Regions from separate parts of the Homo sapiens genome. Here region 2 is linked to region 1. A link is a contact called in ENCODE Hi-C or POLR2A ChIA-PET data. All regions are on one chromosome and are shown on one strand. The core of a region is the stretch at or near the end of the contact, and the rest is flanking DNA. Distances in the headings are between cores, read along the strand shown. Region 1 holds the start of DDAH1 (dimethylarginine dimethylaminohydrolase 1). Region 2 has its middle 38 kb from the start of DDAH1.

Region 1 (3,014 bases), core at 157-2,656:
CTCCAGAAATGAAAGAAACCACTAGCTTCTTGCAATGCCACTGGATGCCAATAGCAACGGAGTCTTGAGCCTGGGCTCTTAACTGGCAATGAGAAGAATCCCAGGCCAGATGGCATTTTAAAATCCAATCTCACTCTATTTGTCTCTCCCCACTAACCTACATTGCACTTAAAGCAATCAGCCATTTCACAAGCTGCAGTATTTCAAAGTAGTTACAACCCTTGAGAACAGAAAAACTCTCTTAATTGCTGTGAGTTTAAAAATATAGAGAATAAAAATTATGGAATTTGTGAAACAACCATCTCTAATTAAACACGCTCGCTAGCACACACACCCAACACCGCACAGAGTACAGCTTTTCAAACCTAGCCCATTCATGCACACATTTAGCACAGCTCACCAACAAAACACTTTTCCTTCCATTCATTCACTTACTAGTCCCGTTCTTTGGGACTCACTCGCCACCACTGAAAACTAACTTGAGAAGCCCCAGGTCTGTGGGCACCGACACCCCGTTAATTCATCCAGCTTGTCCTGCTCCGAGCGCCAGGCAGGACTTGGGGGCTTCGGTGTCACGACTGGCGCTGCCCCCTGGAGGGACGCCCAGCCTCCACCCGCCCTACCGGAGCGGCACCCCTCGCGGCCCTCGCTCCCTGGGAAACACTCAGAGTTGCACTGTCGTCGCTGCCGTTTAATTTTCACAAATAAAAATGCCCGTGAGACGGAATCCCCCGCCCACCCACCTGCCCGAGACCGTACAACCACATTGAATCGGATCCTCCAGAAGGCTGCCGGCAGCCGGGAGGTGTGAACAATGAACTTCTCTCTGACTCTCTGACACACACACACACACACACACTCGCCCCCCGACGGGAAGTTGTGAACTACTAGCCCGAGGGCCAATGGCGCGACTCCCCAGGCAACACGGCGGCCGGCGGCGGGGGAGGGCCTGGCGCGCGCCCCGGCCGCGCCCCTCGAGTCGGCAGTTACCTCCTTCCTCCGGCTCGGCGCCCCGGGTCGGGTGATGAGGGCCGTCTCCTCGCACACCACGGCCACGTCCTCCACGAAGACGCAGTCCGGAAGGCTCTCGTCGGCCGGCAGCTCCACCACCTGCAGCCCCAGCTTGCTGCCCAGCACGCCCACGTAGAGCTGGTGCTGCCGTTCCGCGCGGGCGACGTCCACCTCCTCGCCCTTGGCGCTTCTCAGCGCGTGCTGGCCGAGCGACTCGGGTAGCGCCCGCACCACGGCGTGGGTGGCCCGGCCGAAGGCGGCGGGGTGGCCGAGCCCGGCCATGGCTTCGGGAGGCTTAGGGGCGGCGGCGGCGGCGGAGGCGGCCGGGTCCTGCCGCGGGCAGCGCGCGCTGAGCCTGCGAGCGCCCGTCGGCTCCTCTTGGCAGCCGCTGAATGTGGTGCAGAAGGAGCCCAGCTCGCGCCCGGAGCCCTGCCCGCGCGACTGAGCATGCCCAGAGCTCCGGGCGCCGGCCCGCGCGCATCCCGCGCGCCCACTCCGGCGCTCGCGGGTCTCGCGCCAGCCCAGGCGGGAGTTGTAGCGGCGAGCGCCGGGCGAGGAGTGGGGCCAGGAGAGGCGGCCGGGGAAGCAGCGAGGGCAAGAAGTATGCGGAGGCGGGGGACCTCGGCGAAAAGCCACCGCTACCCGGACCTGGCGGTACCTGTGTTCTGTCGCAGGTGCACACCTCCCATCGTCCCCAGCGCGGACTTGGAGAGCCGGCCTCGGTCTGGACAGAGCAGCTGGAGGGCTTCCTGGTCTTTACCTGAACAGTTTAAACCTTGCGTGCTTACAAAGTCTAGCCCACTTTTGAAGAGCTATAATGGTTTACAGATTCTTCATGTTGAGCTTAAATCCCACGGGTCCCAGTTCTGTTTTCTGGCCTTACCTAAAGTACAAGTTTTTCTTGTTTTGTGTGTGTTCGCGTGTGTGTGTGTTTTCACAAAACAGCATTTGCATATCTGAAAACAGTTCTAATTATCTATGCTGCCTAACACCATCCTCTACCCCCCACCCTAAACCCCCTCCAGTCCTGGAGCCCAAACCACTGAAAAGTAACTAGTGATTTGGTTTCCAAGTCCCTTCAACATTCTGGTCAGCTTCCTTTTGATACACACCAATTTGCTTGTATCCTTTTAAAATCATAGTATCCGGAAAATAAACAATTCTTCCTGTGTGGTCTGACCAGCACAGACTACAGCAGCACCCTTGTTCCAGATGCTGGGCCTCTATGAACACTGCCTAAGCCTGTATTCACTTTTTTGGTGGTCTAGGGCCAAGGCCCAGGCTACAGCCTTCTTGCCAGAACTCTGATCCCAGCTTTTAGGAAACTCTGGATTTCTAGGAGCAGGTCTCTCTGAGCATCCTAGAATGGTTGCCCCAACTGAGCCCAGAGATGTGATCTGCCTTCTCTCCCCTCCCACAAGGGTGGTGTGAATTTATAAATGAGCTTCAAAATTCTCAGCTTCACATTTGAGGAGTTTTTTTTGTTTTTTGTTGTTGTTTTGTTTTGACGGAGTTTCACTCTTGTTGCCCAGGCTGGAGTGCAGTGGCACGATCTCGGCTTACTTCAACTGCTGCCTCCCCAGTTCAAGCAATTCTCCTGCCTCAGCCTCCTGAGTAGCTGGGACTACAGGTGCACGCCACCACTCGCGGCTAATTTGTATTTTTAGCAGAGACAGGGTTTCACCATGTTGGCTAGGCTGGTCTCGAACTCCTGACCTCAGGTGATCCACCCGCCTCCACCTCCCAAAGTGCTGGGATTACAGGCATGAGCTACCACGCCCTGCCCAAATTTGAGGAGTCTCAAGGACAGCTCTGACACTGACATTGGGAAGTGGGACCAAAAGTAAAATAACAAACCTTTAAGACCGACTAGGTAGTACTTCTAAAGCAAAATTCTTAGGGGATCCAGGCAGCCCCATTAGCCCCAGTTTAGCGTCAGAAATCACTTAATGGTGTCCTCAGATGGAGGATTTCCATCAAAGTTACAGGTGAAAGTTGATCTT
Region 2 (3,014 bases), core at 350-2,849, 38 kb after region 1:
TGGAATCTCCACCCAGTTTACAGCCCCCCAGTAGCTATTTGCCACCAGACTTTGTAGAGTCTCACCCAGAAAGTGAGAAGCTTAGCATTTGTCCAAAGACTTTATAGTACCCATATGCAGATTTCTGGACCTGTTTCTCTGTGCAGCTTTCTCTTCATTAGCCTGACCTACAAATTCCAACCACCTCAACCACCCTGAACTGTGATCTCTGCCTCCTCAGAACAGTAAAGCAACCATTATCAACTTGGGCTCCATTTTGCTGTGCCGCCAGGAAAAAAGACAAGGTGACCAAGGGTTTCATCTCATGTGTTTCCCTTTTCCCAGGGATCAAAGTTCAACACTGGGTGAATTTCAACGTCTGAAAACAGTTGCTCCATATATTTTGTCCAGTTTTACAGCTATTTATGGCAAGAGGGCTGGTACTAGTAACTTCATCAAAGCCAGAAGCAGAAGTCCTTCACACTGGATACTTTTGCTCATCATCTCCTGTTTGAAATTCTCCCTGGTTTTTAGAACTCTAATCTTGATTTTCCTCCTAAATTTCTTATTATTCTTTCACTACCTTCTCCTCCTCTTTATCCTTTAACCATGCTTCCCATGCCTAAATTATATTCATTCTTTAAAATCCAAACTTTCTCCATAAAGCTTATCCAGTCTGCTACGCTGGAATTTATGCCAGGTATAAGTATATATGAACATACTTAACACTTTATTGGCACTGCTTCAGACAGCACTTTGCACTTTCTGCCTTTTGAACGATCATGTCACTTCCATATTGTAAACTCTTTGAAGACACGGACAATGTCTAATTTATCATTGTTTCTTCCTCAGAGCTTAACACAGTATTCCTCTATTCACCTTTAATTCTGATATGGTGCTACTGGTGGTTGCCCAACAACGAGAGGAAACGACATTTGCTGACTACACCCCACGCACTCTGCTAGATGCTTTGCACATGTTATCTTGCTTAATTCTTGAGAATGATACTGAAAAGTAAACACAACCAAATGACAACAAAGCCAGTGGCTCTGACTGAGATCACACATGCTCAACTGCTGGAATTTCAGTTCTTTGAATCTCTTCCTTTCTCCTGGGAAAATGTGACACTTTTGAGGACCTCCTTGCTGTCCCTTGCTTGTCACTGCCATCATTGCCCCCTTCTCAGATCCCTCTGGCTTCAGCCTGGTAAGAGGCTGCTTCCCATCTTAGTACCTCCCTAAGAAGTTTTTCTTGTGGCATCACCACCACTGCTGCTTCCACCTATCCCCACCGCCACCACCACTGCCATTGTTTCTGCAGTGCTGCAGCCACTGGTACAGGGCTGCTCCAGGCCAGGCAGTTTCTCACTGAAGCCTGGCCTGCATTAAAGAGTCCTCTTTTGCTGCTTCTCTTCTGGGTTCTCCAGAGATAGCCCTGCCTCTCCTGCCTCCTACCACCTCTGTCTGCAGAGCCATGGGGAAGCCCTGGAGGAGTCACACTACCAGAACACTCGGGGCCTCTGCCTGCCTTTGTCTCCTGGAGTCAGATCTGCTTCTCCTTCAGCCAGATTTTCTCACTATCCATAGCTACCAGTCAGTGGATTGATGTCCCCCTGGTGGTGGATCTCATTGAACACGGACTCAGTAAATTGTTAAGTGTTTGCTAAGAACTTTTTATGTGTATGGAATCCTATTAATTGTCAAGAAATAAGTTAAAAAAAAACCCCAACAACCAAATTAATAATTTAAAAACAAACATTTTGTTTGATAAGAGTTCCTTGCTTTAAAAAAGTTGAAATATATTAGACTATATAGATGTTCTTTATCTTTTTGTTTGTTCATTTGTTTGAAATGGAGTTTCACTCTTGTTGCCCAAGCTGGAGTGCAATGGTGTGGTCTCAGCTCACTGCAACCTCCGCCTCCTGGGTTCAAGCGATGCTCCTGCCTCAGCTTCCTGAGTTGCTGAGATTACAGGTATGCGCCACCAGGCTAATTTTTTGTATTTTTAGTAGAAACGGGTTTTCACCATGTTAGCCAGGCTGGTCTCGAACTCCTGACCTCAGGTGATCCACCCACCTCGGGCCTCCCAAAGTGCTGAGAATACAGGCATAAGCCACTGCACCCGGCTGATGTTCTTTAAAGTTCATCTATCTATCTATCTATCTATCTATCTATCTATCTATCTATCTATCTATCCATCTATCTATCCATCCATCTATCTATCTACTAAGCCCATGAAGGTACCAGGTTCTGTTCCCAGTACTTGGAATACAAGATAGACAAGATGCCTGCTATCATGGAGCTTCCAATAAACACACAAACTAACATCACCTACTGATAAGTACAATATTGGACAGTGGTAAGTGATGAGAAGAAAATAAAGCAGGAAGATGGGATAGGAAATAGTGGCAGGAAAACATGAGATAGGGAGATGAGGGAAGATCTCTAAGGTGACCTCTGGGCTAAGTGGCAGGTGATGATGGGGGAAAAGGTCAGTCTAGGGAGGGAGAACTTCAGTATTGCTGCAATGTAACGATCCAGGAGGTGAATCACAGGGGATGCGGTCAGACAGACAGACTAGCCCAGATCAGGTAGGGCTTACAAGTCCACAGTAAAGAGTTTGGATTTTATTATAAATACAGGGAAAGGATTGGAAGGTTTCAAACAGACTGGCATGCTGTGATGATATTGCTCAAAGATCGCTTTGGCTGCAGCGTAGGCTGCATTGTAGGGAAGCAAGAGCATAAGACCTCAAGACTCCAAGACCCATTAGGAGCTGTCATAACCTAAGTAAGAGATGATGGCTCTATAACTCCACGAAATAAATGTGTGTTTTATTAGATCATGCCCTCTGTTGATAGCCCACTGTACAGGATACTGGATCTACTGTATAACAAAACTAGATGGCAGGGTCATTGGCCTCAAAGACCTTTCTGTAATTCAATGGAAATGACAGGTAAAATTAAAGAGAACAAAGGGTGATAACTTATTGAGTCAATAAAAAGTTGGCAGAGATGAGCAGGCTCTCAACAATAG

The links. Hi-C counts contacts between places; a loop is a spot of excess contacts on that map. ChIA-PET counts read pairs that join two places held with the same protein, here RNA polymerase II (POLR2A). Pooled maps may share reads with other maps.
Region 2: a loop to region 1 is called in a map of heart right ventricle, with 2.6 times the contacts of the local background. The contact joins the enhancer-like site here to the promoter of DDAH1 in region 1. A Hi-C loop is called at or near these places in 3 of 168 maps with a recorded cell type or tissue (Right ventricle myocardium superior, heart right ventricle and posterior vena cava) and 2 of 50 pooled maps. POLR2A ChIA-PET finds 5 or more read pairs at or near these places in 6 of 52 experiments (A549, HCT116, HEK293T and 3 more).

What each region holds. Positions count from the first base shown.
Region 1 is chr1:85,463,753-85,466,766 of GRCh38, forward strand. It overlaps DDAH1 (dimethylarginine dimethylaminohydrolase 1), which reads right to left and starts at 1,407. Exons shown (of 6, transcript NM_012137.4): 1 at 991-1,407. The coding sequence starts at 1,293. RefSeq lists silencers at 816-1,015, 1,256-1,665.
Region 2 is chr1:85,501,396-85,504,409 of GRCh38, forward strand. It overlaps a transcript of DDAH1 not described here. Among named protein-coding and RNA genes, the nearest start is that of DDAH1, 38 kb to the left of the region's middle. Within about 2 kb of position 1,600, at least 3 of the 41 ENCODE cell types and tissues checked have a DNase peak (open chromatin) inside an H3K27ac peak, as active enhancers do.